Regions from separate parts of the Homo sapiens genome. Here region 1 is linked to region 2. The links are chromatin loops, found by intact Hi-C in ENCODE. Cell type or tissue: endothelial cell of umbilical vein. All regions are shown on one strand. Each heading gives the region's core, and the rest is flanking DNA. Links, peaks and the distances in the headings are about the cores only.

The links. A loop is a pair of places that touch in the nucleus more often than their neighbours do. Peaks named below come from ENCODE experiments on the same cell type or tissue, not always from the same donor. Only the 100,000 strongest peaks of a DNase experiment are listed, where the experiment ranks them.
Region 1: a loop joins it to region 2, with 4 times the contacts of the local background. A loop is called at or near these places in 17 of 110 quality-filtered maps.

What each region holds. Positions count from the first base shown.
Region 1 is chr17:15,482,815-15,498,988 of GRCh38, reverse strand. All of the region lies in intron 4 of TVP23C-CDRT4 (TVP23C-CDRT4 readthrough), which reads left to right. Among named protein-coding and RNA genes, the nearest start is that of CDRT3, 20 kb to the right of the region's middle. RefSeq lists enhancers at 7,860-8,154, 7,444-8,643. In endothelial cell of umbilical vein, for the core only: no CTCF peak of the experiment used is centred there; a DNase peak (open chromatin) is centred at 8,078; H3K27ac peaks cover 2,244 bases.
Region 2 is chr17:15,431,958-15,446,947 of GRCh38, reverse strand. TVP23C-CDRT4 (TVP23C-CDRT4 readthrough) reads left to right here. Exons shown (of 6, transcript NR_037924.2): 5 at 6,663-6,740; 6 at 8,748-10,933. It overlaps CDRT4 (CMT1A duplicated region transcript 4), which reads left to right. Exons shown (of 4, transcript NM_001204477.2): 3 at 6,663-6,740; 4 at 8,748-10,933. The coding sequence starts at 6,710. The coding sequence ends at 9,175. It also overlaps the pseudogene RPL9P2. Among named protein-coding and RNA genes, the nearest start is that of CDRT4, 28 kb to the left of the region's middle. In endothelial cell of umbilical vein, for the core only: a CTCF peak has its summit at 10,052 (motif pointing left); no DNase peak of the experiment used is centred there.

The sequences.
Region 1 (16,174 bases), core at 4,758-12,757, 54 kb before region 2:
GTACAGCCCCACTCGTGGCACCTACCCACCTCAGCCGCAGCCTGCTGCTCTTCTGTCCTGTCTTTACCTGGTGTGGAAAGCCTGCAGAGCTGGGAATTATCTCCCATTTTCCCTCTAGACTCAGCACAAGGTAGTGATGGACAGCACAGACTCTAGAGCCAGTGATGGACATCAAATTCCATATCTGACACTGTGTGATTTGGGGCAGGTTACTCAGTCTCCCTGGGCTTAAGTTCATTTCCTCATCTGGAAAATGGGGATACTAATAGCATCTACATCACTGAGTTTTTGCTGGATTAAATGAGTTAATGCGTGTAAACTGCTTAGTTGGTGCTGGACACAGGGTAAATTGTCAGTAATGCTAGCTATTATTAACATCTTCCCATCTAGCCCTAAATCTGGCTCTCCTCAGGAAGTCCTGCTCTGTGGGAGAGGAATAGGGGCTGACAGGGTCAGTCTATGCCTAATCTTCCAGGCTAATAGTTTCCAAATGGGAAACCTTGCAGAGTGCTCAAAAACTTTTCTGGGATATGGGGAGACTTGAATTTCTGTGTCAGAGTTTGCTGTGTATTGACTAAACCTCATTGCCTTTTCCTTCCAAGCATGAGCTAGACTACATTTCCCAGCCTCCCTTGCTGGGACCACATGACTGCCTTTGGACGAATGGAGTCAGGGCAGCCATGATGCCATAATGTTGCCCCTTCCAGGTCTAGGTCTTAAGTCCCCTTGCACCATGCAGGCCTCAAGTCTTCCTCTCTTTCTCCATTCTTTGGTTAAAAGAAGAGGATTCCAAGGCCTTAGAGGATGAAAGGGCCATGAGATGGAAAGATCCTGCATCCTCAAATGAATGCAAGGGGCCAACGCCCTCTCTACCAAACCCAACATGAGAAAGAAAGAAACTTTATTCTGTCAAGCCACTGAAATTTGGGAGATATATTTGTTATAGAGATTCACCTGTATCATGTCAACTTCTATTAAAATTTATTTTAAAAATATCATCTTTTAAAATTCCCTATCTTTTGCTATGTTTCTCTCTCTCTCTCTCTCTATATATATATATGTATACACACACACACATATATATATGTTTTTATATATAGTGGTTTCCAAATGTTTTGATCACGTCATTAAAAAGTTTAATGCCCAAACTTTTTAATGACTTGTGATCAAAACATTTGGAAACCACTGCTCCAGACTATTGGAACCAACTTAATTCCTCACTCAGGGGCCAGTGCCCACCTGACTGAAGTCTCTTGTCCACTTACCTCTTTCCAATTACACTGTTATGTTTTATTTCCTTGCTGTGTCCTGCTGTCATATTGGAGAAAGTCAGTACTGGACAAACAAACAGCATCACCAGTTTTTTTTTGTTTTTTTGTTTTTTGTTTTTTTTTTTTTTTAGAATGATAGCAATGGATAAAAGTGGTCTGCACTAGGAATTAGAAGACCAGAGTTTTATTTTCAATTCTAACTGACTTGGTAACAATGGGTGGGGCACACTGTCTTTGGGTGTCTGAGTCCTTATCTGCAGAATGAGGTCCCTAGACTGGATAATTTTGGAAACACTTCTCAGTTCTAAGGTTTGATGAGCTCTGTAGTTGATTTATGTGAGTGGGGTGTGTGTATAATTTTGGGGTAAGCTTTAAAGGATGGCTTTAAAAATGATGGGAATTGTGTAGTTACGCCCTCTCCCCCTTGCCAGGAGAAAAAGACTTGCTTTGACTATAGCTATCACTTGTTGGGATTAACTTGCTGCTTTCTGGGAACTTGCATCTGTATGGAAATTTCAAGATAGAACTTGTCTGAAACTGCTTATTTTCTTCTATTGAAAAGGATCCACAGGCTTCTCAGAACTCCAGCTTCTTTTAACCACCTCCTCTTTCCAGTTCCTGCCTTCACCCTGGTTTCTGTAAAGGAACTTCTAGTGCTTCTGAAGACCCCAACGCTCAAATGATCTGTTCCAAGGAAACGTTCTAAATTACAGATGTTTGTTCTCGGTGCTCTCCAAATGTCTCTGAGGCCAAAGCACTTCTTGCATAGTCATTGAGCACGTGCTTGTATGGTAGTTAGAATGAAAGCCAAGGCAAAAATAGCTGTCCTCAGGTTTTGGTTTTTAATCGTCTGATGTTGGTGACTCCAGGGTAAGTATTTACGCACTTGAGCTTTGTTTGCCCCATCTATAGAATAAAAATCCACATTTTATTTTCAGCCTCTACATTTCTGCACAAATTTGGTGTGTAGGGTGGGTGGGGGTTGGCTCCCATTTTCAAGCCTTGTAACTTGGCTTTGCAAGAAAGGAAGCTTTGTTTATTATAATCATTATAGTATTACTATCATTGCTAGAGACTAGAGTCTCAATCCTGAGGTTCAGTTTCACTTAATACCAGAAAGCACAGTCTTACCAATTGAGAACTCAGTCACTTCAAGAATTTTCTGTGTTTCTTTCTTAAATTTAAGTCTAGAATTCTTCCACCTCCCAGTGTCCTTCAGGAAAGGTATCTGAGTTCGGACACCCATTATCTAACAGTGGGGCAGGGGTGGAGTGGGGTAGTGGTGAGAGATGTCAGTCATAGGGATGTAATAGGTCTGCACTGGTACCCAGTGATGTGTCCTTATCCCTGTCTGGTCTTGAGTCATGTGGTCCCCACTGTATCTGCTTTGGCATCCTGGCCTTCACACATCAGGTCTGCTGGCTCTCAGCTCCATCCCTGCTCCCCTCTGTGCTACATGGGAGAACAAACATGTGGCTGCTCCCTAACCCTGAAGGGTGTGTGGGACTCTATGAAGTTACTTCAGGCTCAGAAGCCTGGATACCCCATGCAGGATTGTCTACTCCACTCTCCTGGTGGCTGGTCTCTTTCCCATTGTGGGGTTGAAATATTATCACTTGAGATTAGAAGCTTCTTATGGAGGAGAGAAAGATGAAGGGGAAGCAAAAGAGTTGTTAAAAGATAAACTCAGGCGCATTAAAATGTTAACACCGTTATTTGAGCATTCAGCAGTTCATGAACTGGGCAGCACTGGATGACAGGTGTTTGGGTGCTACACAGCAGCGGCTTCAGGAGAACCTTTCATAAAGTGTTTAAGAAAGCAAGACAAAGAAAATATTTGATTGGTTAAAGTGGAGAGTCCCTAGATAGAGGTTAGTTGGCTGTTTCTGATTGGTTAGGCTTACGTTTTATTTCACTGCTTGCATTGAGTTGGGTTCTGATTTGCTTACGTAGGAACCCAAGATGCTGCAGCTGCCTCAGCCTGATAGCCTCCCAATTAATTATTTTAACACAGTTAAGCTTTGTTAGAAGGCCTCCTGCCCCCTGCTCTCTCTCACAAGGTTAACTACAAAGCACGAAGTTAGGAGGTGGATAAGAGAGCCCCCAAATGGCAGCAAGCCCACCTCTGAACTCCATTCCCTCCCAGTGGGAATGTTGCTTTTGCCTTGAAAAATCCATCTTCAAAATATCAATGTGATATATCACCCACGTTAAGCTAACTTGAAGTGGTAAAAATGGCCTTTCCTGACATAGCTTTCATCAAGAAAAAAAAATTAACTTGAGTTCTCCTTTCAAAACCCCAAGTAAGTACTTTTCCCTTTGAGTGACTGCATTCTTCTGAGTGGGAAAGGAGAATCGTGAACTTGGGCTCATTTCTTCGCAAGAGAAGTTTAAAAGATGAACTTTCAGTGACCACAATGTGACCATATCCCCAGTTTTCATGATTTATTTCGACAGTCAGTTGTTGGCCTAACCTCTGCTAATCAAGCAGGCTGTACCAATATCTAGCTTTTCATCATATGGAGGGCAAGATGCCTTCTGAGCTTCATGAATCAGAAAGTAATCATTATCTTAGCTACAACAACATCTCTTCTTCTACAGCATCAATTTTAAAAGAACAAAAAGTCTTCAAGACCTTCATTTATCATTTTCCCTCCTCCTCTCCTCCACCCCCCCCATCCCCTCCTCTGTCTCTCCTCATACAGCTGGTTCATGTTCTGTGTATTAGTGGTTGAGATCAGAGTTTCTCAACTTCAGCACCACTGACATTTTGGGTCAGAAAATTCTTTTTGGGGGTTGGCTTTTTCACTGTAGGATTTTAGCAGATTTCCTGGCTTTGACACACAGACACCAGTAGCACTCTCTTGTCCCTCTTCCTCCTCAGCTGTAACAATGAAAAATACTTCTAGATTTAGCCAGATGTCCCCTGGGGGGCAAAATTGACCCCTGTTGAGAAGCACTGGCTTAGACAAATTACAGATGAAAACATCTGCAGTCACTGTCAGTAGTAAGTGCTCTTATACGTGGTATTACTGATATTATAGTATCCAACAATATCATCTGATAAAGGAATTTGCCTATTAATAAATTAGAATAAAAGCCAACTGCTTTATGCTAAGCTCAACATTTATCATGGAGTCTCTTTTTCCAGCATCTTACAAACAGTGTGTACTGTTTTTGCTACTTGGGTATAATTTAGAAGATGTGTCTATATTTTGGTTTCTTCTCTTAGTGACCAAATTAATGAGCTTTTTTCTTGGTAAGTATTATTTTGCACTTGTTCTACAGAAAATTAATTGACTTCCCAGGGAGTGGTTTAATATAATTTCTTTCTTTTCTTTTCTTTTCTTTTCTTTTTTTTTTTTTTTTGGAGACGGAGTCTTGCTCTGTTGCCCAGGCTGGAGTGCAGTGGCATGATCTCGGCTCACTGCAAGCTCCGCCTCCTGGGTTCACGCCATTCTCCTGCCTCAGCCTCCCGAGTAGCTGGGACTACAGGCGCCCACCACCACTCTGTATTTTTAGTAGAGATGGGGTTTCAACATGTTAGCCAGAATGGTCTCGATCTCCTGACCTCGTGATCCGCCCTCCTCAGCCTCCCAAAGTGCTGGGATTACAGGCGTGAGCGAGACTCTGTCTCCAGAAAAAAAAAAAAAAAGGACTACTGGGAACACACTGTTTGCATACGCTTTTCAAATATGTGAAAATGTAGTGAATAATTGGACTTGTTACCTTTTCTTTGGATAGCACTATCTTGCCCAGTGTGGGCTGCTGTAACAAGATGTGGGTTAAACAACAGACATTCATTTCTTGCAGTTCTGAAAGATGGGAAGGCAGAGATCAGTGTCTGGTGAAGGCCCTCTGCCTGGCTTGCAGATGGCCAGGCATCTGCAGAGGGAGAGAGAGAGAGGAAGGGAGGGAGAGAGAGAGGAGGGAGGGAGAGAAGAGGGAGTGAGAAAGGAAGGGAGGGAGGGAGAGAGAGAGGAAGGGAGGGAGGGAAAGAGGAAGAGAGGGAGAGAGAGAGGGAGAGGGGGAGGGAGAGAGGGAGGGAGAGAGGAAGGAAAAGAGGAAGAGGGGGTGGGTGAGGGAGAAAGGGAGGAGTAGGGGAGAGAGAGCAGGAGGATGGGAGAGAGAGGGAGGGAGGGAGAGAAGGGGAGTGAGCAAGCACACTTGCTCTGGTCTCTTTATCCCCTTATAAGGGCACTAATCCCCTTCATCAAGCTCCAGCCTCATGACCCAATGACCTCCTGAAGGCCCACCTCCTAATACCAGGAATGTTGGTGGTTTTCACACCCATGTAAGAAAGGCTAAGTTAGTGCTGTTAACATTAATTTAGATGAGAATGACAGACCCCAAGATAGACAGTACTGCAAATGCCTATGAGTTCCTTCTCCAGGCTACACAGCAGGCTCCCTGAGGGCAGGAGCAGGTTTCTGGATCCCTGTGAGTCTCCCCAATGGACTCCCAGCACAGGGCTCTGTCCCAAAGCGGACAAAGCTCTTGGCATGACAGGGTGAGACTGCGTGGCGTTTCTGTTCTGGCTGCCTGTGCCGCTGGAGATTCACATTCACCAAAGAGTGAAGCCCAGAGTTGAAATGCAGACAGACAGGTCCACAATGGCCAGGCCCTGTGGGGTTTAGCTGCACAAATCCATTCTTTTGACAAAGATTGGTGCTCCCAGGGCGTAGCACAGCTCAGCAATGGAAGCTGACCCCCCGCGGTGGCCCTGGCAGCAGCCTGGGGCAGGCTGTGCATGCCATGCCTTGCTCTCTGGGAGGGCACAAGGCTGTGCTTTCTGTTCAGCAGCTGTTCCTCTTCCAGCTGATTCGCTTCTAACCTAGAACCAGGCTTGGACTAGGGGGCAGGGGGCAGGTAGTCTGCTCCTTCCTGTGACCAGTCTCTAAGAACACACCTGTCTTCATGTCCCTTGGCCCTGCTTGCTCTCTGATCAGCCCAAGACTTCACCCACGTTCACGTCCATTTCTCTTTGGGAGTCTGGGGGTCCTTCTGTGGGGGGCTTGAGCATCGCTGCTCCTTTGGGTGACTCCCCATTGCCCTGCCGCAGAAGGAGCAGGATTGTAATTGATGGTTTTCCATCTGGAGCACAGGTACGTCTTGGGGAAATGGGGATGTGAAAAATAGAAGTAGGCTCATTTAAGAACTATTTTGTTTTATGTCCATTTTTGAAAAGTCTTACTGAAGGGTGCACAGCATTGGTTAGGAGGATGGTTTGGGTGTGGTTCTAGGGGACAACCTGCTGCTGGGAGACCTGGGTGGCAGGAACAGCAGCTGTAGTGATAGTGAGATGATGATGATGATGATGACGATGATGACGATGATGATGATGACGATGATGATGATGGCAATGTAACATCTATTGCACACCTACTGTTTCAAAATCGAGTAAATATACTCATTAGTTCCCCACAATCCTACTGTCATCCTTGTTTGACAATTGAGGAAATTGAGACCTGAGAGGTTGAGAGGCTTGTCCAATGTCATGGGCTATGAAGTCAAGATACCAGGTATTACTCCTGGCTACGGGACCTTAGAGAAGATGCTCAAGGTGGTGGTCTCCATAGTTGAGAAATCAAAGATGGATTGGTTGACTCCCAGATGTTTTTTTTTTTCTCTAGCAAATGTTAACAAGTTTAGCCCAAGCTGCCTCCTTACATATTTTAAGTTCCACCTAAACATTCCGCTGTGCAGATGATAACCTAACTGGATGTGTACAGAGACTGTAACCGAGGCTTGTAGCCACTAGCCCAGTGTCAGCCCATCAGAGCAGCTGAGTGTCAGCTAATCACAGGCGATCAACTGCTCAAACTGTGTTCAAATCAGGCAGACACGGAGCCGTAAGCAGCCTAGCTGTTTCTGTTTTCTGTAGATCACTTTCTTTTTCTGTCTATAAATCCTCTCCGACCATGCACCAGAGTCACTGTGGGTGTGCTGAGTCTGTCTAATTCTTGAATAATTTTTTGCTCAATTAACTCTATTAAATTTATCTAACGTGTTTTTTTTAAACACAAATATTCTCTTATAATCTCTGAAAGTCCTTTTATTTAGGCCAAACCCTAAAAAATATGCGTGAAGTGGAATCTTCTCTCTGTGCTTCTTCCCTTCCCACGACTCTCACCAGTCTTACTCCAGCCCCTGAAGGGAACCAGTGCCTTTGCATAATTTACTGTTATTTTTGCTTCCATAAGACGTTTCTTGAATCCTTCCCTTATACCAAGGAGTAAATGCATGACAAAATGTTGGAGCATTTCTTTTCTATGTAATGATGAAATGACAGGCAGCAGCCAGCAGGTAGTAGCAAATAAATGTCTAGCATCATTCCAGTTTTAAAAAGTCTGTTTTTCCAAAAGTTTCCCATCCTGCCCCCATCCCCAGTTAAAAGTATGAGAACAGTAAGGCCTAGAAAGGGGCCTCAACCATGATTATGAGTTGTCTGTAAACCTGGACCAGAGTTCAGGTCTCCGGATCCTCCATCAGGAAATCACAGGGTGGGGTGAGTAACATGAAGCCGGCTTCCACTCTGGGATGTCAGATTCCTGGCATGGGGTGATGCAGGGGGCTTGGAACATTCCAGAGGAAACAAAAGCGAGATGAGCAGAGACAAAGAGCTGTGAACACCAGGTTCAAAATGCATGAGTGAGGGTGTTGGAAAACTTCCCAGGGGTGGTGGCTGCCCAAGTCAAAGGACACCAACAGGAAATGCAAAGTCCCAGGGTCCCAGGGCTAGCAGGAAGCTTTGCCTCCAGGCTGTGGTGCTTGCTGGGCCTCTATGCTTCGAAGAGCCGGCCCGAGGTGACTCAGATTTCCTGAGAAGCCTCTTATCACAGCCAGCACAGACATCTGTGCCTTTCCTCGCCTGAGATGTCACCAGCTCAGGGCCACTCCCTGCCCCAGCCAGATCAATGGGCCTTTCACGGCTTCTGAGGGTGGATCCTAGGAGTGCCCCTGTGACGAATGCTCAGATGACTGCCTCTCTAGGATTTCTGTTTGTTTCTGCTTCGCAGTCTTCCCTCCACCCAGAAGCTCCCGAATGTCCAGGAAGAATTGACTAATTCTCTCCATGAGTTTCTTGCCCACAGGACGAATGGAGCCATTGCTGTAACAACCTTATTTTCCACTAAGTCAGAATAAGAGACCTGGACAGAAAGAGAGTAATGGCTGAGGCACAAGGAGCGAGTATTTTAAATCAGGCTTATGAATGTGCTCTGTGGATACGGTTTGCCCATAGGGAGGTGGTTTTGGGGGTTGCGAATCATACTCAAGCTGTCCCTGACCGACTCACCAGTATTCTACAAACTTACTACAAACCTCTCAAAGGACCATCTTGGAAGACACTAGCAAGGGCGTGAACAATCCCCTCTGACGTTGCTGGCTGGTGGTGGAGGCCACGGAGCCTCCCTGTGTGAGACTGTACTATGTGGTCACTAGAACGTTTTGAAAGACAGTTCTCTGCAGGCCCGGCACCGTGGCTCACGTCTGTAATCCCAGCATTTTGGGAGGCTGAGGCGGGTGGATCACGAGGTCAAGAGATCGAGATCACCCTGGCCAACATGGTGAAACCCTGTCTCTACTAAAAATACAAAAATTAGCCGGGCGTGGTGGCGGGCACCTGTAGTCCTAGCTACTCAGGAGGCTGAGGCAGGAGAATGGCGTGAACCCGGGAGGCGGAGCTTGCAGTGAGCTGAGATTGCGCAACTACACTTCAGCCTGGCGATAGAGCGAGACTCCATCTCAAAAAAAAAAAAAAAAAAAAAGAAAAGGAAAAAGAAAGACAGTTCTCTGCAAATAGATACCCCAAGGGTTATTCTTTTTAAGTTGATCTTTAGTCTTAGAGCTGTGAAGGATCCCTAAAATTCTTCCACTTTAGAATTAAGGAACTAGAGTTTTGGAAGAGTTAGGTGATTGCCCTAAACCTTTATAATGTTAGTGACATTGTTAAAACTCAAATGTGAGCTTCCTGACTCTCAATCTAAGGTGCTTTCCACTCCCCCCAACCCCCACAGCAGATCGACCCTCTTCCCACAGAGAAGGCAGTTTTTATTTTCCAAACAGCTCCTTTGCCAACCAGTAAGTTAACAGAAGATGCCAGACTCAATATGACACCATCATAGCCAGGCCAGGTTAATTCCAGATACCGGGTCCTCTGATTTAAACACAGCCTTTTGGCTGGATGCAGTGGTTCACTCCTGTAATGTCAGTGCTTTGGGAGACTGAGGCAGGAGGATGGCTTGAGGCCAGGATTTTGAGACCAACGTGGGCAGCACAGTGAGACCCCCTCCTCTACAATTTTTTTTTTCTAATTAGCTAGAGTGAGCTGTGATTGTGCCACTGCACTCCAGCCTGGGCAACAGAACGAGACCCTGTCTTTAAAAAAAATACAAAAAAATTAGCTGGGCATGGTGGCGGGCGCCTGTAGTCCCAGCTACACGGGAGGCTGAGGCAGGAGAATGGCGTGAACCCAGGAGGCGGAGCTTGCAGTGAGCCAAGATTGTGCCACTGCACTCCAGCCTGGATGACAGAGTGAGACTCCGTCTCAAAAAAAAATAAAAATGAAAATAAAAATAAAAAATTAAATTAAAAAACAGCCTTTTAAAGAAATTCCAAAGATAAAGAGAACAGCTAAGAAAAAGACACCCAAGATCCTCACCCCTAGGTTTCCAGGGACTTTCTGTCCCTAGGCAGAGATACTGAGAAGGGGAAGCGGAAAGGATGCTGCATGAAGCTCCTCGCCGGCCTGCTTGCTGGGCTGCTCACCCCAAGAAGGGAGGCCCACCTGCCTCCAAAGTGGCAGTTCTGGGGCATAAACATTCCCAGAGCCCAGCATCACACCATGCCCTTGGGAAACCCATGTGGAGGAGGCCCCATTGCTGCACCCGAGGGGCTTGCAGTCTGGTGTTGAAGACACCAGTTGATGACAGCTGTTGATGACAGCTGGAGCAATGACCATGATAAGAGCTTTCATCATAGATGTGATGTTCTGTAGAAACACAGGGGAATGAGGGGCTGAGAGTAGAGAAGGATTCCTAGATAGGGCACAAGCAGGACTGTCTTGTGAAGCATGGGTAGAGTTTCTACAGGTGGAGGAGGGGAGAGGATTCCAGGAGCTTGGGCTGCTGCACAGCCAAGTGTCCTGTCTGATGGGGGCGACGTCCCTGGGACTTGTTCCTTGGAACTCGAGTCCTTGGAGATGAGCCAGTAAAAGAGGAGGTTCTGGGGTCAAATATGTCAGGGTGGGTATCCCACTATGTGGCCTTCTTAGAGTTCCACGATGTGCAAAGCTTACTGCAGGCTCTTAGCAAACCAAACCAAACACGACAAAACCTGTTTAACCATTTTTAAGCACAGGGAATTCTCTCTTTTTGTTTCAGAGAACATCTACTTTCATCTCGGGGAACCAGGACTCCACTGGATTCATTTTGACCTAGGGCAGTGGAAAGGGAGGGGAGGAAGAGCTTTGACTTTGGAAAAGCCAGCGCCTGCTAAGGAGTTCAGGATTGCATCCCACAGGCAGTGGCAGCAGTGGTAGGACTTTTCCCCCTTATATAACATTTTTTCCTGACTATCTAAGTAATGTATATTCATTGTACAAAACTTGCAAGGCCCCAAAATCTCCCCAAACAACAAACAACCTCAGAAAAGAAATCTGGTTGCCCATAAGACAGTGCACAGAAATAACCACATAACCACTGAAGATAGATGTCTATTGAGTGCCTTCTGGGTGCTGGCCTCTGTTCTAGGTCCTGTGGATTCGACAATGAATACATCCAGTGAAAATTCCCACCCTTGTGCAAGTTACCTTCTAGTTGGTGTTGCAGGTAATAGACAAAATGAATAAGTATCTAGTGGCCTAAATAATCAGAAGGATAATGAAGAAACATGAAGCAAGAAAGTGATTGGGGAGCGTATACCACCACCATGGGCAGATGTGGGCTGCCAGGAGGGCCGCTTTGGCAAGTGACAGGGTGATGTTTGGATGATGACTTGAGAGAGGTAAAGTAGTGACATATGTCATAGTAATGACATAGATAAATGGAGGGAGAAGGAGGAGCAGGTGCAAAGATTTGCGTCTGTAGTGTGCATGTTTGAGGCACAACAAGGAGGCTACAGTGGCTGGGGCAGGAGGAGCCAGGAGGGGGACAGTAGGAGAAGTGAAGATCAGAGATTGGGGAGAGAGCGTCGGTAGAATGTGAGGCTTTGAATGATGATGCTTCTGTCTGCATAGTAGGGGGAGCCAGGGCAGAGTTTTAAAATAGCTCTACAGTGGTCCCTCCCCTTATTGACAATTTTGCTTTCCAAAAGTTACCAGCTTGAGTTACCAGCCATCAACTGTGGTCCAAAAACATAAAATGGAAAATTCCAGAAATAATTCATATTTTAAATTGCACCTCTTAGCCACTTAGTAGCTGACTCAGTTATCAAATCCACTGTGGCAGCATTGCAGTGCATGTGTTCAAGGAACCCTTATTTTACTTAGTAATGGCCCCTGGGTGCAAGAGTGGCAGTGCTGGCAATTCAGATATGCCAAAGAGAAGTCATAAAGTGCTTCCTTCAAGTGAAAAGGTGAAAGTTCTCAATGACGGAAAAAAAAACATCTGCTGACGTTGTTAAGTTCTACAGTAAGAATGAACCTTCTTCAAGCCTGTAATCCCAGCACTTTGGGAGGCCGAGGTGGCAGATCACGAGTTCAAGAGATTGAGACCATCCTGGCCAACATGGTGAAACCCTGTCTCTACTAAAAATACAAAAACTAGCTAGGCATGGTGGCACGCACCGGTAATGCCAGCTACTCAGGAGGCTGAAGTAGGAGAATCACTTGAACCCGGGAGGTGGAGGTTGCAGTGAGCCGAGACTGCACCATTGCACTCCAGCCTGGGTGACAGAGCGAGACTCCATCTCAAAAAAAAAAAAAAAGAAAAGAAAAGAGAAAAGAAAGAAAAAGAACGAATGTTCTATCTGTGAAACTGTGAAATTGTGAATCAGGAAAAAGAAATTCCTACTAGTTTTGCTGTCGCAATTCAAACTGCAAAAGCTATGACCATGATGTATGACAAGTGCTTAGTTAAGATGGAAAAAGCATTAAATTTGTGGGTAGAAGACATGAACAGAAACATGTTCCACGTTCTGACTAATGGCAATCAGGTTTGGTGCTATCCACAGTTTCAGGAATCCACTGGCGGTCTTGGAATGTAATCCCTGTGGATAAGGCGGGACTACTTTATGGAGATAGAATTCATGTACCATAAATTCACTCATGGCCAGTGTACCATTCAGTGGTTGTTAGTATATTCATAGAATTGTGTAATTTCAGAAACTTCATCCCTATTAACAGTCACACCCCATTCCTCTCTCCCCTAACCCTTGACAACCATCAATGTACTTTCTGTCTGCAGATTTGCTTATGCTGGTCATATCACGTAAATGGACCACAGGATATAGGGTCTTCTGTGACTGGCTTATTTTATGCAGGATAATATCTTCAGGGTTCATCCACATTGGAACATGTATCCGTACCCGAGTTCTTTTTATTGACAAATATGATCTTGTTATATGGATGTACCACATCTGCATGCCCCTTGCAGGGTTTGAGCAGAGGAGTGGTGGGATCTGATTTTGATGGGACCACTATGCCTGCTGTGTGGAGATAAATGGAGATGGGCAAGTGTGGAACCAGGGAGGCTGGTTAGGAGGCTGCTGAAATGTAGTTGAGGATGTTTTGGGCCTGGGTGATAGCCGTGGAGGTGGTAAATGTTGGAGCACCCCAGGACTCAGATTGGTTTCTCTTTATCTATATATACTTCCTAGGTGACCTCACCCAGTCTCTAAGTTTCAAATATCTTCTTGCAATGGACTGAATGCTAGTGTGGTAGGAGTTATTAAGAAATTATTTTAGGGTGAGTGTGGTGGCTCACGCCTATAATCCTAGCACTTTGGGAGGCCTAGGTGGGCGGAGCACTTGAGGTCAGGAGTTGGAAACTAGCCTGGCCAACATGGTGAAACCCTGTCTCTACTAAAAACTTCATCTCTGCAGCCCAAATGCCCTCTAGGTGTTTGCTTATTCTTGCTTGACCTCTCTACTCACCAATTCTCTGGTAGACACTACTTTTCTAGGCTCCTTGGCTGGGCTATGAATTAAATTGACATAAGACAGAATAGCAGGAGAAAAACTACGTTTAATTATGTATTAATTAATTAATACATTAATTATGTGGGACATGGGAGTCCCACAAAATATGAGACTTGAGAGGTTAAGTGATTGAAGCTTGTATAGCATCCTCAGCTACAGAAAGGAATAGGGACTTGGAACTTCTGGGGGGTGGTAGCGGAACAAGTTATGGGAGGGTGAGGGGAGGAAATGAGTGGCAAATAAATGTTGTCTTGTTAAACGTCTCTCAGGTAATAAACGTTGCCTGAGAGGAGTAAGTGATGGTCTGTCAGTGCTGGTGTCAATCTTATCTCCTTTCCTGTGTTCTTCCCTGGTTGATGAGATTCCTGGGGAAGGAATTCATGACAATTGAATTCCTTTTGGAGGATCTGTCCTTAGGCAGATAAGGGGAGCTCAGAGAAAGCCTCTGCCTGCATCTGCTGCTCCCCAAATGCCCTCAGTTAAAAGTAATCGGCACACCAAAGCATCAGCTTTCAGGTGGCATTTCCTGAACTTCTTCACCTCACATTTGATGCATTCCAAACAGAACTCCTAATCCAATCCCACCCCAAATCTGCTCTCCCTGCATCCTTTCTTGTTTCAATGATTGCAAGTCAACCCTTTCAGTTGCTCAGGCTGAAAACATTGCAGTCATCTTTGATTCCTCTCTCTCTTACATCTCATATCCAATTCATCAAGAAATTTGTCAATCTCATCTTCAACATATCTAGAACACAGCCCTTATCATCCCTTGCTTGAATCAGTGCAAATATTCTTAACTGATCTTCTTCCTTCATCCTTCTCAAGGGACCAAAGAGGTCCTTTACAAATGCAAATCAGGTCATGCCGCTCCTCTGCTCAAAACTCTGCAACAATTCCCCACATCGTTCAACATGAGTGCAAGTCCACACATTGGCCTATAAAGCTCTATGTGAGTTGGCTTCCTGTGACCTTGGACCTCATCTCTCACTCTTTTCCCCGCTTGCTTTCTCTGTTTCAGCTGCTTGGCCTTGTTGCTGTTCCTTGAACTTCCAGGCACTTCTCCGTCTCAAGGCCTTTGCACAAGCTGTTCTCTCTGCCTGGAACACTCTTCTCTCTGATACCCATATAGTTATTCCAGCTCATTTTTTAAAAGATATTTATTTCACTGTTACTTTTTAATGAAGCATGCTGTGTTTTGCCTGCCAAACATCACAAACTGGACACTTTCCTGAACTTGCTTTACATTTTCTTTTCTCTTAGAGCTTGACAGTACCTTTAATATCCTATATAATTTACATTTTAGGTTTGTATTTTATCAACTATTTCCCCTTGCTTGGATATAAACTCCATAAGAGCCGGGATCATTATATGTTTTATTTCTAGCTACTAGTATGGTGCCTGGCACATAATAGTCACTCATGAAATATGAATGAATCAATAAATACCTGTTGATTGGATGGATGCACAGATCCCTTGTGTTAAAATGTATTCCAGATACCTTCGTGTGTTTGCATGTTTGGCATTCAGCCTCCACCCGCTGTTTCTTTGGTAATGATATATAATTGGTAATGATTTTCCACAAGGAAAAATCTTCATCCCTCTTTCAGACCCTGTGGTGTGGTGGAGGCTGGCCCCTTCCCCAAGATTCAAGTCACTAAAACTTGATTTCAGGTCTTTTGTTGGAACTCCTGGGAAGAGAAGCCCTCCTCCAAGAGAGGACTTGAAACTGGGAAGTTGTAAGTCAGGGGCTTCTGGGGGCTACCACGTAGTGACCACTTCCACCACATAGTGACCACTTGCTGGGGAGTGGAGCCCAGACTGCGGAAAGCAGAACTTACAGAAACCTGGATGAACTGAGTCCTGATGCTGCTGCTTTCTGTGCTTAAGCCAGTGCTTATCTGTATTATGCTCCTTGGGCTGCTATCACAAAGTACCGCAAGCTGGATGTCTTCAACAACAGCACTTTATTGCTTCATAGTTCTGGAAATTTGAGATCAAAGTGTTGGCAGAGTTGGTTACTTCTGAAGGCTGCGAGGGAGAACCTGTTCCATGGCCCTCTCCTTGCTGCTGGTGGTTTGCTGGTGAGTTTTGACATTCCTTAGCTTGTAGATGCTTCACCCCAATCTTTGTCTTCATCTTCACCTGGTATTTTCCCTGTGTGCACATCTCTTTGTCCAAATTTCCCCCTCTTCTGACTCCATACCAGATTAGGACCCACCCTGATGACTTCATTTTAACTGAACTAGCTCTGTAAAGACCCTGTTTGCAAATAAGGTCACATATACACAAGTCCTGGGGTTAGGGCTTCAACATCTTTTCTGGGGACGCAATTCAACTTATAGAACTCTCTCTTGCAGCTGAGAGCCTTACATGCTTAACGTTTCAGTTCCATGTAGAAAATCTCATATTTTATGGGAAGCCATTCAAATAAAGAGAAGGAATTTCCATTTTTTTCATATAATTTTTTCACTGGCCAGAAACAAAACAAATGATCTGAGGGGAAGAAGGCAACATTGTATATTTCTTGCATTCTGTACCATATATATCTTCATATACGTACACATATACATATGAATACATATATGTGTATATATATGAATTCCATCTATGTAATTCTATTTACCCATCATCTTTCGATCATCTCTGCATTTCTAATTTAGAATGTCTCACAGTTTTTATGCTTTCTTCCTCACGTGTTTATCCTGAAATAAAAACCGTATCTAACCTGACTCTGGCTGGTCTCCCCAGAAGTGATTCTCCTTGT
Region 2 (14,990 bases), core at 6,991-14,990:
TGTGCATGTGTGCATGAATGAATATGTTGAATGGCCATAGGTACTTGAACTGCGTTTTCACCATTGGAAAATAAAATGCCCTCAACGTACACATATAATCGTTACAGAAAATAAAGTATAGAAGCATTATCAAGAAGCAACATATCCCCTCCTTCCCATCATAAGTGATGAATCAGTAATGCCAAGTCTGTGTTAGAAGATGAGCAATTCTGATCAGACTCCCACCTCCCCACCCTGATGTGGTTAGAGACAGCTGATCCACCAGAAAGAGGCACGGTCTGTATAAGAACATGCTAACACTACCAAATGGCCCACTGTATGCAACGTGACTTTTTAAAGATAGTGCGGTAATGGACTTGTTTCTCTCCTTTGTGTGTGTGTTCGTTTCTGGGGAGAGGCGCTAGAGAGGAAGACGTGTCCAGCAAATTATTGCATAGGGAGAGGGAGAGAGATGCCTTCTTTCCCGAAAGACCAATTCGCCCCTCCCCACTCCCATTGCCCTTTGCCTTAACATTTCTACGATTCCCAAGGGTCCCCAGTGTCTGTGTCACTAAAGGCACAAGAAATGGTCATCTTCTTGTGTGCACCCCGCAGAACCCATTTGTTAGAGGTGGGGCAATGGTGACAGTTTCCATGGGATAGGGGCGGGGTAAAGAAGTGGAGAGAGTCAGAAGGGGGCGCCACTGAGAATCCGTAGGTGTGCACTCGGTGCTTCCCAGCGTTTCTGTTTGAAGTTCAGGGAGTCAGCACATGTGCTGGTCCTGTGAGATGGGCAGTTTTGTGGGTCTCTTGTCGGCCCATTCGGGTGGAGATCAGCATGGAAACCGCAAGTTCTGCTAAGTGGATCCTTGCTCAGGAGCATCTTTCCAGATCTCAGAGATAAGCTTTTCAAGACACTTCTGGCTTTAGTGGTAGCTTCCTCTTTAGCCAAACATAAATGAGGAGTGGCTAGAGGGAAGGAAAAAAAGAAAAAAGCAGAGGGCAGGGAGGAGATGGAAGGTCAAAGAGGATAAAATGCAGAGGTGAAATGAGGGTTTGCATCAGGCTCCTGTTTGAGAAAATGTGATTCTCCTTCTGGGGCCAGGCAAGACACTTAGGGATGGCTCAGGAAGAAAAGTGGGAGGTGAGACAAACAAAAGAAGCCTTGCAGATTGGAGCAGAGAAGAGAAGAAAGAGGCTGAACAGAGTGAACACAGGTCTTGTTTCCAGTGGAGCTTTTTCTTCTGCATAGGGACAGTTTTGGGGACTCTGCAGCTGATTTCAGGGAAGGTGATTCATTGAAGACCCTGTTATACCCTGAGCAAGTTCATCATTCTATCCTCTTACTCCATAACATTCTCTGAGGCTTGCAATTCCAAAACAAGGGCAGGAGAAGAACATTTTTTCACTGGTTGCTAGTTCCATGAGATGACCCACGCATTAAATGAATGAATGAATGAGTGATTCCTTGGTCAAATGAGATTAGGGGATGCTGCATATTCAGTCTTCCTTTTGGAGAATTACAGAACAAGTTAACATATATCAGACTCTGAAAATCCTGCTCCAAAGGAATTTTTTTAACATGGCATTTTTTTTCTAACTTAGTTGACTGAGGACAGGCCTGAAATCTTGCAGATTTAGAAGATGTGGCGACTCCTGGGTTGAACAATCTGTATGGCTTTATAGGGCAGCTTTTGCCATGGGCCCCTTCTTTTTCTTTAAGTAATACCTATTAACATCTTGAGGAGAGATTCTTGCATTCTGTGGGACACAGTTTAGGAAACACTAGATTGAGATAATAATCCACTCATCATGACTATGTAAATGGAACTACTTTCACAGCCTTAGTAGGGCAAAAAGTCTGAGTGGGGTCGATTTGTGCCAGAGCACTAATCCATCAATCCTGCCTGGAACCCGTAAAATCCTTTTGCAAGATGGTTTCCTGAGATAAGGATGCAGCTTGCGGCCAGAGAGGGTGAGATCATTAGATTTGCATGAGAGTCCCATGGCGGCCACAGTTTCCTTAGCTCTGTACTTTAAAGCCACTGCTTCTTCTTTGATCTAAGTCAATTTTGGTATTGGCAGGTGGTGGTTGTGGAAATACTTCATGGCCCTTTTAAATGTTTAAAGGCCCTTGAGATGCAGTGCTGACTATAATCAGGGATTCTTGAGTGAAAGCATGTGTCTTAGGACTGGAAAGGGACTAAAAAGATCTTCTGGACCTCTCTCTCTCTCTCTCTCTCTCTCTCTCTCTGCGCTTGGCTAATTTTTATATTTTTAGTAGAGACGGGGTTTCGTCATGCTGGCCAGACTGGCCTCGAACTCCTGGCCTCAAGTGATCCACTCACCTTGGCCTCCTAAAGTGCTGGGATTACAGTGTGAGCCACCGCGCCCGGTTCTTTTTCTGTTTCTAAGTAGTTAATAATAATATTTTATAAATCTTCAATTTGTTTTTGTTTTAGATTCTAGAACAGCAGTTCCCAAATTTTGCTGCACAGAGAAATTGTCTGGGACACTTTTAATTCCAGTGCCTGTACTGCATCCCATTCCAATCAAATCACGATGTTGGGAGTGGGCACCTACATTTGTATTTTTCCAAGATCCCTAGTAATTCCAATGTGCTGCAAAGTTTGGGGACCACTGGGTTTAGAAGCATTTTAATTTCCAGACATTTTTTTTCCAAATCAATAGGTCTTTTATTGCATCTTTTAAATATCACAAGTAGGTCTTAGGAATCATCCGGCATCTTGTTTCTGTAGCTGGACATCTCTTAGATCTTATTCATCGGCCTGCTGAACAGTTCCTTTTTCAGAGACATATATACCATCCAAAAATTTCCTGATTGCCTTGTTTTTAACTGTTGTGGCTTGCTGAATCAAAGTCGCTGAATTTGAAACAAGCTCAATGTTGTTTCCTTCATCTTTCTGGGTTTGAGATACTGAACAGGCAACACTTGGTCTCATCCAAACCCTGTGGATGTATTTTTCACCCAAGAAATTTTGGATTTCGACAGGAGACCCATTCTCCTGGATAACAACATTGATGGGGAAGTGAGCATACACAGACCTCAACTTGTAGTGGAAGCCCAGTGTGACACCCTTGATCATGTTCTGTACATGAGTAAAATAGTCCAAACGGTAGCAGTTCCTTTCCGTTACCCCACCCTTTGTCAACCCGGAGCCTTTTTTGTTTTCTGTCCGAGAAGACTGGGTTCTACACTGATGTGATTGAAGTCCCTCTGGGGCCCTTCACGATAACTGTGTGTCCCTTCAGAGTAATGTTGACATTTTCTAGAATGTTAGCAGTCTGATTGCTGAGAACGGTCTTCATTCTCGCAGCAGACATGGCAAAGAAAGCAATTACCAGACATTTTTAAAACAACTGTGGGCTAGGTGTTATGATTCACACCTATAATCCCGGCACTTTGGGACGCAGAGGTGGGAGGATCGCTTGGGCCCAGGAACTTGAGATCAGGCAAAATAGCGAGACCCCTGTCTCTACTAAAAAAAAAAAAAAAAAAAATTATCCAGCTATGGTGGTGTGTGCCTGTAGTCCCAGCTACCCAGGAGGTGAAGGCAGGAGGATTGCTTGAGCCCAGGAGTTCAAGGCTGCGGTGAGCTACGATCGTGCCACTACACTCCAGCCTGAGTGACAGAGTGAGGCCCTGTCTCTAAAAAAAAAAAAAAGAAAGAAAAAAAGAAATTACAGAACTGTGTCTTCTGGGACAGGAGTTCATCCTCTTCCTCATTTTGTAAGTGACAACTGAGGTCCTAAGAAGTTAAGGAAGGTGATCAAGGTTGATTGTTTCACGTTCCAGGTAATTGAATGATTTAGGCCAAACCTAGTCTGTCAGACTAGATTCTGAAAATGGTGGGATGAGAGATTGAGCGGGGGAGTGGGGAGCTGGCTCTGAAAGCCCAGTAGTCTGAACTTGGGCTTTGTGTCTGTAGGAAAAACAAGAAAGCCGCTTCAACGCTCTGCCTCCTGCCCCTCCCGTCAATGCTGTTTCTGTCTGTAGACTGCTGGTTTGCATTTCATTTACAGGGACACAAAATGGAACCTTTGTGCTGGAATTGAAGGAAATTATAAAAGCCCACAGCTTCTCTTCAGACTTAATGTCAACTATTTGTCTCCTGTTATTTTCAAACAAACAAGTCCTCCCCATGAGTTTTGAGGCAGTCTCAAACACTCCCTCCCTTGGTTCTTTTTATCGTTTCCTAGTTCCTGCTTCAGCAGGTACGAGAAAAACCCACCATTCGTAGACTTGTCCTATCAGCCACACGGCACAGCTGTAGGGGTCAGGTGAGTCCTGGCCAGAGGCTCTGAGCAGGATGGTGGGTCACACAGATGCACACAAGTCTGGAAACAAATGTTTGTAAGACTGGGCTTTCCTGAGGCTTCAGGGTTCATCAACTAGAAACTTAGAAGCAATGATGAAAGGAATGACTCCCAATCCCTCCAAATACTGCCAGCTGAAACATATTTCCACCATCTGGCATCCTATTTACAGATGAGAAGATGAAGAAAAATTTCTTTCTTTCTTTTTTTTTTTTTTCTTGGAGACGGAGTCTCACTCCTTTGCCCAGGCTGGAGTGCAGTGGCACGATCCCGGTTCACTGCAACCTCCGCCTCCTGGGTTCAAGTGACTCTTCTGCCTCAGCCTCCTGAGCAGCTGGGATTACAGGCATGCATCACCACGCCCAGCTAATTTTGTATATTTAGTAGAGACAGGGTTTCACCATGTTAGCCAGGCTGATCTCGAACTCCCAACCTCAGGTGATCCGCCCGTCGTGGTCTCCCAAAGTGCTGGGATTACAGGCATGAGCTACCGCGCCCAGCCAAGAAATTTCTAACAATGCTAAAATATGGAAGAAGTAAAGAGTTCTATTTTCACTAGAGGTGGACAGGCCCAAGTTGGGTGGCCACTTGCGTGTCATGTGCTGTGTTATGGGGGACTTGGAATGGGTGACTTTAGATTCTGAAGCCTTATGGTAGGTCTTAGAAGGAGAACTAAGATGCTTTACCTTACAATTAAAAAAAAATGATGACATGAAACTTTCTCTACGTTAGATGACTATTTGAGCATTATTTCTTCCCTAGCCTCAGAATAATGACATTGTGAATTCTTCTAGAACTGCACTGCTGTGGAAGATTGGCACTGATACCCACAGCAGGGACTCTGTAAGATCTGTCTCTAAATAGGTTTGACAAAAAGAGCATTTTTTTGGGAGTATGAATGAATCTCCGGGATGCCATCCTTTGTTAGATGTGTTATAATAAAATGCTGGAATGTGTGAATAATTTACTCTATAAAAATAGTGGAATTTAAAGTTGACCCTGTCAATGACACACTCACTACCATTCCACAATAGTTCCTTGATTAGGGAAAAAGGGGGATGAAAAACCTGGGAACTGCTTATCTCGGAGGAGTGTTCCATGCAGAAATGAGTCAGCCCTCACGTACGTGGCAGCTGATAAAAAAGGCTTAACACCCACTACTCAGTCTAAACCAGGGCTACGCAGAGTATGAACCACAGGCCAGCAACATCAGTATCATTTAGGAGTTACTTAGAGATGCAGATTCTCAGGTCCTCAAAACAGACCTACTGAATCAGAATCTCTAAGGTGGGACCTGGGTGTCTGTGGTTGCACAAGGTCTCCAGGTGATTCTAGTACTTGGTAAAATTTGAGAAGCACTGCCTTCGACCCATGGTTCTCAAAGTGTGATCGCCAGACCAAAAGCACCAGCATCATCTGGGAGCTGTTCAGAATTATCTGAGACTCTTTCTCAATGGGCTTTTGCAGGTGATAGTAGAAATGCTTCATGGCACTTTTAAGTGCTTAAAGGCCAAAGAGATGGCAAAATCGAATATAGAAATGTAATGAACTCTTAGGCATACGCATGTGTCTTAGAGCTGGAAAGGAACCAAAAAGATCTCCTGGACTCATTTCTTGTCTCTAGGTAGTTAATAATATAACCTTACAAATCTCCAGTAGTTTTTTTTTCTTTCCCCCTTTTGGCTTAAAACAGCGGTTGCTAAATCAGCAGTTCTGGAGGTGGGCTCAGCAATCTGGGCTTTAACAAGCTCTCCAGGTGGATGCAGCCTCAAGTTTGAGAACCACTACACTATGGTTTCCATCAGATTTCCCCCCTGCATGGTTGCATAGAGCATTAGACTTCCATGTTTCAGCCTGGGCTTGGGGCCCTGGTAGCTGACTCCTGGCCACTGCCCATCTCTGCTACCTTCTGTCATTCCAGGCTGAGAAGTGCAGGTTGGATGTCGTGCTTGTAGTAATGTGACCACTCTTGGACTCTGGTAGAGGAGATAGAAAGGTTTTGAAACGGGGACTTTTTTTTTTCACTTCCCCTCTGTGGACCAGCCTCCACACAGCCCCCAGCCTACCCAGCCTCTCTCCTTTAAAGTTAGGAGACTGGAAAGCAGAACACCCAGAGACTATCATGACAGTCTACAGCTCTTGAGCAAGGCCATGCCTGCAGGCCTTTGCGGGGCTCACTTGGCCTGTCTCCAGCTCCACAAAAAACATGTCCTCTTCTCAGGGGGTGGAGTCATCTTAGCCTCATGCAGTGACCATATAGGACTTAGAACCACCCCCACCCAGGGTGGCTACTAATTGCTTTCCAGTTTGAGGAGGCTCTGGCTAACAAGTGTATTTTCCCATAGGAATCTGAACCTGTGATGTTAAGAAATCAGTAAATATTAAAAAGAAGATGGATGCAAGAAGGATGAAGAAAGAAGAAGGTAGGGTTGGGAGTGTTACCAGTGGAAGCTCCTGCACTGGGGCCGTCTAGGGTTGGAGGATTCGCAGTGGGAAGAGGCCACTGGGCGGCCACTCTTTTTTTTTTTTAATATATATTTTTATTATACTTAAAGTTCTAGGGTACATGTGCACAACGTGCAGGTTTGTTACATATGTATACATGTGACATGTTGGTGTGCTGCACCCATTAACTCATCATTTACATTAGGTATATCTCCTAATGCTATCCCTCCCCCCTCTCCCCACCACAAACAGGCCCCAGTGTGTGATGTTCCCCTTCCTGTGTCCAAGTGTTCTCATTGTTCAATTCCCACCTAGGAGTGAGAACATAACGGTGTTTGGTTTTTTGTCCTTGTGATAGTTTGCTGAGGATGATGGTTTCCAGCTTCATCCATGTCCCTACAAAGGACATGAACTCATCATTTTTTATGGCTGCATAGTATTCCATGGTGTGTATGTGCCACATTTTCTTAATCCAGTCTATCATTGTTGGACATTTGGGTTGGTTCCAAGTCTTTGCTATTGTGAATAGTGCGGGCAGCCACTCTTGTTATGGTGGCAGAGAACACAGCATGTTCAGGAGATGGAACGGGGTTGCTGCTCATTTTGCTCCAGGCGTTTGAATTTGGACTCTGCCAGATCCATGCAAATGCCCTATCCCACAAGATCTTACATTTGCTTGGAGGAGGCAAGGGTGAACAGTCTGTGCTTGGAGGCCTTGCTGGGAAGTTTCTAGTGAGAGGTAATGTCACACATGACTTTTACAGGGAGATGGAATCCTTCTACAGCACATTCTTTACTGACAGATCTGTCCCCAGACAAGCTCCAGCTCCTGGACAGCCACGAGGCAGCGTGGGAATAACTATACGACCTACACTTCACTTGATTATCCCCATTTACGGCATTTTTTTTTTTAACTGCATTCAATTTGGAGATGGCAAGATGACTCTTTTAACTCTCCTCCCTGCAAAACTCCAGTTGAAATGACCAAAGAAATATAGAATTAGGGAAAGAATGCACCACATAAGAACACAGAGGAAGGTAGCAGCTGCAGGAGAGAAATTGAATCATTTCTGCTAAATAGAGTGACGTTGCTAATGAAAGATGGGAAGGACTGACATGCCCATGATTTTGGATCTGTAAAGGAACAGGCTGCTTGATAAACTAATGCGTTGAATTTCTAGCAACACCCACCCCCCTCGGCAAACACCCCAAACTTCTGGCCAGCAACCATAGTGAAAAGCTTTGGTTTTTTTGAGCCTTGTTAAGCTTGAGTTCAAACCCACCACTTGTTAGTCGTGCAAGCTAGTCAGCCTCAGTTTCGTCCTCTATTAAATGGGAGAATACCTACCTTATAAGGTGTAACTAGAAGTAAATGAAAGAGTTTAGGCTGGGAGACATAGCCGAAGGTTTTAGTCACTGTGCTAAAAGCTTAACATAAGTTATCTTTAATCCACAAGAAAGTTCCATGAACTTTGTCTTATTCTAATCACCATTTTACAGATTAAGCACTTGAAGTTTAGCAAGGTTAAGAAACTTGTTCAAGGTTCACAGCTATGAAGAGGGTAGAGTAGGAATTTGGAGCAGACAAGTACAGAACCCATGCTTTCAAGCACTAAGTGTACTGTTCCAAGCCCTTGAAATATATTACTTTCTTTAGTTCTCAGGCCTTAGACTAACCATTTTTATTGGTGAAAAAATAGAAGTTCAGGGGTAAAACAATTTGAGGTTATGCAAATATTTAAAATCAATCAGATCTGTTTGACTCTGTCTCTTGCTCCTTACCATTCTTTCGTTGTTTAATTGATAGACTTTCTAGGATGTCGTTCTGTTCCCCCACTTTGAATTGGATTTTATTCCTACTGAATACAAGGGGTGCAAAATAGGGAGGACTTCAAAATCTGGTTCCAATGCCTTCCCATTTTTTGAAGAATCAAGCTATTGCATGTGACTGCCTCTAAATGGCCTGCATTTCTCTTTGTTGGTAGGACTCACAGAAAACACTGGACTTCCCCGGAAGCTACTTGAAAAACATGACCCCTGGCCGGCCTATGTCACCTATACCTCTCAGACAGTGAAAAGACTCATTGAGAAAAGCAAAACTAGAGAACTGGAATGCATGCGTGCCCTCGAGGAAAGACCCTGGGCATCAAGGCAGAATAAACCTTCCAGCGTCATTCAGCCGAAAAGGAGGAAGTCTTCCAAGTCTTCTGGCAAAGCTGTGTTCAGGGACACGCTGTCAGAATCCACGTTATCAATGTGGGGCGCTTATTCGGTATTGGCCATGGCTCCTACCATGATCCCAGAACCCACACACTTACATGCGGATTCCAGAGACTGTCCAACTGAAAACTATAACAAGATCATCTTTGCCCGCAAGCCTATGATGAGGATGCTCCCTACAGTTCGCTACTGACCAACAAGGAGAAACATGCAAATGTTTTAGCCAGGGGTCCCTGCAGCCATTCCCCAAGAACGTACAAAAGTTAAGCTCCATTTACCACTCACTTGACAGTGTCCTTTAAATCTGAACTTGCTCTTGCTCATGCGGAGCTTGGCTAAGAGAAACCAGATCAGAATGCAAGCTGTAGGTGGGTGGGTGAGTGTGTCCCCTCCCACACTGCTCTCTGGTGGGTTTGGGCAGTCCCTGGCTCTAGTCTCTGCTGCAGATTCTCAGGACCAAAATGTGGGTGATTTGTCTGGGTCCAGGCAGGAGACAGAAATCACACAAGCTCTTTTATTAGAGATAATATAAAGAATGATTAACCAGGTGACAGTAAAGGGCAGGAAGGGAATACAAAGGTATCCATGGAGGTAGCACCACAGGAAGCAGGCATCACACTTGAGGCTTGGGAACAAGGGGAAGATGCTGGACTCATTGAAAGGTGGTTGCTTGGAGAAGGGACATGGGGCTGAATCTCAGACTTCTGAGGTGGGGGAGTGGGGATGCCACTCAATGCAGCTGGTATCTCTGAGCTCTGAGGAGAGTCCTGTGGGGATGGTGCCCCCTCCTCTGAATAGGGGAGATGTTTTGTTGGTGTCTCTGAGGGGACCCCCATGAGGCTGCTTTTGTGAGTGTTGGAAAAACCAAAAACTGCATTGAAATGTTTCTGGGAGGAGTTGCCACTGCCTGGGTGAAGAAAAAGCACTGCTAGGGTTAGCAACCTGTCTGGCAAGGGACAGGAAGCTGATAGAAAGTGAACAGGAAGCAAACAGGAAGTGAGCAAGGGGCCACTTCCTACTTCCTCCTTTAGCCTAGCAGATTCCTTCTAGCTCCCCCTGGGGGCTGAGCCTATCAGGGCACAAAGCCAGAATGTGGTTTGTAGAATCCCAGCCCCAGCATCTCCAAGCATAGGATGGATTTTGAAGCCAAGAGGGAATTAGCTCTCGGCCGGGTTCTGAGTGATCCCATCCAGCTGCTCCTGGACCTGGTATTGAGAGGTTTTTCCCTTGGAGGGCAAACAAAGTGGCAGTGGGGACCAGGGTGTCCCCTGCTGAGAAATGGAGAGCTCTTTTCCCCTGTACTTCTCTGGGGTTTGCCTTGTGGAACCAAGTGCTTGGGGGAGGAGCTCCTGGCAGGACTCCAGCTGTTATTTGTCAGAGGACAGCTAGGATTGGTTCACCCTTGCTCTGAGTTGGCCCCAAAGCGAGCTATGCTGAACTCTTCTCCATCTCCAAGCAGACAACCTTTGTCTTTACATGCAAGAGGGATCCAATTATGACAGGCTGACCCAGCTGGTTTCATGTTTGGGGTTTATCTACTGAGTAAGGCTGACCTTACCTGAGTTTCTGTATGTGTATTTGCAAGACAGTTAATACTAATCCATCATCCCTCACAGAGATGTAGAGGATGAGATGTAGTAACTTATAGCAGTGTCATTTGGAAAAGTTGAATTTGCCCTACAAGGCATGTTCTCCATTCAAGGGTCTTGTGTAAACGTTTGCAGACACAGGTGCAGCTTTGGAGAACTCACCTCTGGCTCTTGTGCTTTTATGTTGGGACAGCTGCCTAAATTAGGAGCTCTAGACCTGTTATTGGTTCCCAACTGTTGGCCAGAATGAATTCTTCGAAAAATATAGGTGGTTTCCAGGGAATTTGAATGATTGTATTTTGTGTCCATGGAACGTTTATAGACATGGAGGCAGGCAATAAATTCCTCCAATAATTTTTTTATCTCTTTTGTTCTTTTATGGGTGTTTCTTTCTAGGTTATATTTGGGAAAGTATGGATTACAGAGACTCATTGAGTGCTAGAGATTATTGGAATTTGGGGTTATTTCTTTTAATACCTTCAAGGGCAGAGTGGTATGGTAACTTACTGAAGGTTGCACAGTTGGTTTTTTAAAATTTCTAAGCATTTAATAGTTTTTAGAAAAGTATGCACTCTATAAATTAAAATAATTTTTCTGTGTGTGGGTTTTTTTTTTTTTTTTTTTTTTTGAGACACAGTCTTGCTCTGTCACCCAGGCAGGAGGGCAATGGCACAACCTCTGCTCATTGCAACCTCCACTGCCAAGGTTCAAGAATTCTTCTGCCTCAGCCTCCTGAGTAGCTGGGATTACAGGCACCCGCCACCAGGCCTGGCTAATTTTTGTGTTTTTAGTAGAGATGGGGTTTCCCCATGTTGGTCAGGCTGGTCTTGAACTCCTGACCTCAGGTGATCTGCCCGCCTTGGCCTCTCAAAGTGTTGGGGTTTACAGGCATGAGCCACCGCACCTGGCAAAATAATTTTTCTATAGATATCATTGTTTAAATTAATTTAATTCTCAGCCTATTATAACAACACAAGCATGAGCCTAGGATATCATTAACATCTGATGTTGTGGTAGAAATTGTCTGTGTTCCGTGACTGTGGTCCAGAAGCATTACCTCCTAAGGCAATTTAACAAAGAAAAAGAGTCTAATTCCTTTGAATGGGGAACTCTGCTTAAGCCCGAGCTGGGACTCGCAGGTCTGGCTAACACCGAGACTTAACCAGCCATGACTATATGAATTCCGCCAGAGAAGAAGCAGCTGGATCCAGTAATGAAGCCTTGGTCACTGGGGGAGGAGGCTGATCCTGGGGGAGGAGGATGACCTGCCATGTCTGATGCTCAGATTTGTCCCTTGGTTCAGCTCTTCCTGAGTGCCATGTGCGTGGCGATCAATGATTCAAACTCTCAAACAGCTCTTTCACTAAAAATCCTGGAAGGCCCTGGGGTACACATAAAAAGTGGGGCGAGATCTTGACTTCACAATGCATCAACAAGAAGGTCCCACCGCTCTGGGTATGGACAAGAAACAGCCAGGTCTGGTAGACCCAATGGGTGGTTGGCAGGACCAGCTTTGCTCATGAGGAACCAAGAGACATCCTTGGCACTCCCAGAAATAGACATGGAGCCCTTGCTAAGGCCTGAAGTTCATCACGAGCAGCCAGGGCATGGAGTGGAATGCAGGTTATTCCTAATGTAACCTCATCGGTCTGTCCAAGCTGGAGAGGCCCGGGGTATCTCAGGTTACACTAAACATATTTAACTTACATCTCTCAGAGGGACCTGGCTTTCTCTAATGTTCCACAGCCCGCAGCCTCTTTTTATTTATCTCCTCTGCATATGGAATTGTCTGCTTGGCAGGAGAGCTGTTTCAATTAGTCTCCCTGACGTAGTAGGTTCATGAAACATCAGAATATGTATTTTGTTAGTCCGTCTGTGTTGCTCTGTAACTAAGGCCCCGTCTGACACACATTGAGCAGCTGCTTTGAGCAGATTCTTTGGCTCCTTGTACAGAGTATGGTATTTACCCATTTGCAAATTCCACGGTTGGCGTTTAAACAGTTGAAGTTTAACCTCGGCAACATGACTGAGCCTGCTGGTCATTTTCATGTTGGCAGGGGCTATTAGGACATCAAATAGTTCCACATTCTGCAGCCTTTTTAGCAGTGGCCTGGGAGCATGTCTTAAAGGAGATTAGTCTGCATGACAGATAAGAGGCTGCAGGAGGCTGGGCACGGTGGCTCACACCTGTAATCCCAGCATTTTGGGAGGCTGAGATGGATGAATCACCTGAGGTGAGGAGTTTGACACCAGCCTGGCCAACATGGTGAAACACCGTCTCTACTAAAATACAGAAAAAATTAGCCAGGCATGGTGTTGGGTGCCTGTAATCCCAGCTACTCAGCAGGCTGAGGCAGGAGAATCACTTGAACCCGGGAGGTGGAGGTTGCAGTGAGCCAAGATCGCGCCATTGCACTCTAGAGCCTGGGCAACAAGACCGAAACTGTGTCAAAAAAAAAAAAAAAAAAAAAAAAAGCTGCAGGAAAGTGTTCAAGGAGGTAACTGCATAAACAAAGGCGCAGTGCAGATGTGGGCAAGCCAGATATTTGGGGGTGGCCCAGGAGCCCTCTAACTGGAATAGAGGTCGGGTGAGACCTAAACAAGGAGCAGTTATCGAGTTTATCAACAGCAAGTGTAAGAGCCACTTTGGAATGAGACCAGAGCAGTATGACCAGTCCCTTAGTCTTTTTTTTTTTTTTTTTTTTTAGGACAGGGAAAACAAGACGGGCACCCTGAGGTAGGGATTTTGATCCTTGGGTCCTAAAGGGGGTCTTCAGAGGCAGTGGAGGAGTCACATGGAGCAGCGCAGCTCTCGGTGGTGGAATCCCAACCAGGGACTGACGATGCATCCAGGAAGATGAGAATCTAGGAGTAGGAATGCCGGCCCTGCAGCCTCACTCCATGTGGACAGCGGTTGTGAAAAGATGGTTAAAGTGCTTTGCGAGCTGGGTCCAAGCAGATGTACACATCTGGACAATGTGGCTCTTTTCAGCCTTGATTGAGTCATTCATTCTTGGAGGCTTTTTGGAATCCCCACACTTTTAGACCAAAGGGCACATTTTCAGAGCCCACACATTATCAGTGCCAGATAAGAGTAGACAGATTGAGAAACCAGGGGAGGTAGAGCCAGGGAAGGGGAGTAAACACAACCTGAGGTTTATTGTGATCTGATGTTGTCAGAGCCTGGGCTGAAGCTAAGGGCTGGGCTTATGTTTGTCAAGCAATCAGGAAAACCTCTGTCTTCTTCTTTCACTACACATCCCCACATCACCTTCCCTCTGTCTCTCACCAGGAACCCAAGGCTTCAGCCAGCTACTGTGGTGCTTGCAAACCCCACAACAGTGTCCTAGATCTGTAAGGCATGGCTAGGCTGGGCCTGTCCCCAGCTCTGAGCATGTGTGTGGGAACATGGGGGCATGCTGGGCAGGGCCAGATGGAGATGAAGGAATACCTCATGTTAGGTGGGGCTTGAAGCCACCCCATATTCTCTGCCTTGAGCCTGACAATTATCTGATTTCTTTATGGGGCAGGCCAGAATATACAGGTGCCCACTCTTGTTAGCACACTGCTCAGGGCAGCAGATGGCATGGAAAAGACCTTGGACTTGGTGCTGAGACCTTGTCTTTTCTCCCAGGCCCTATATTCCAGGGCCAATGGAAATTCCAACCCCATCTATGGCCTTTCTAGGAAGCTTCTATTGCTGGGGGCCCAGCAAAGCTCATGGTATCAATTCACTTCCTTTCTAGATTCAATTGGTCAGCCACCTGGAGCATTCCATTATTTTTGGTAGACAAAGGGATGTGAGAGGCCACAGGATTTCAGGCAAGTTAAAAACCTGACCCTTGGGGTTGTTTCTGTGTGTCTGCCAATGGGGAGGGTTTTTATGGAGAGCAAAGTTAGTTCCAGAAGTTCTAACTTGTGGAAGGAAGAAAGGTGGCCTTCAATGTGCCAAGGTCTCTTGCTCACATTTTTGCATTTTGGAGCTTGTTTAAGCTCCCATAGGCTTAGGCCTATGCTCCCTAGTTGATTAGATAATTATGGAAGGAGGAGAGCCCTTTCGAGATTGGAACTTGGGCCTCTCAATTCCAAGTGCAGGCAGCTTCCCCTAAATTCAGATCTCCTCTTCATTGGTGTTACCCATGACAACCCTGCTGGTGTTCTCAAGTAGAGCAGATGTGTTTGTCCAGTAGCTGCTGACCCCAGTTTCAGCCATGGCTCCTCTACTGTGAAGCAGCCCCGTTGGAGACCCCTCTTCATGTGGCCAGTTTACCGTGTGTCCCTGGACCAGCAGAGGTAGGATGGTGAGGCTGGAGGTCCCATGAGACCTGGGTGAGGTCAGCTGTGTTTGCCGTTATATTTCCAGAGCCCTGCAACGGCCTGGCACAGAGTCGGTGCTCAAGTATTTATTGAGCAAGTGAT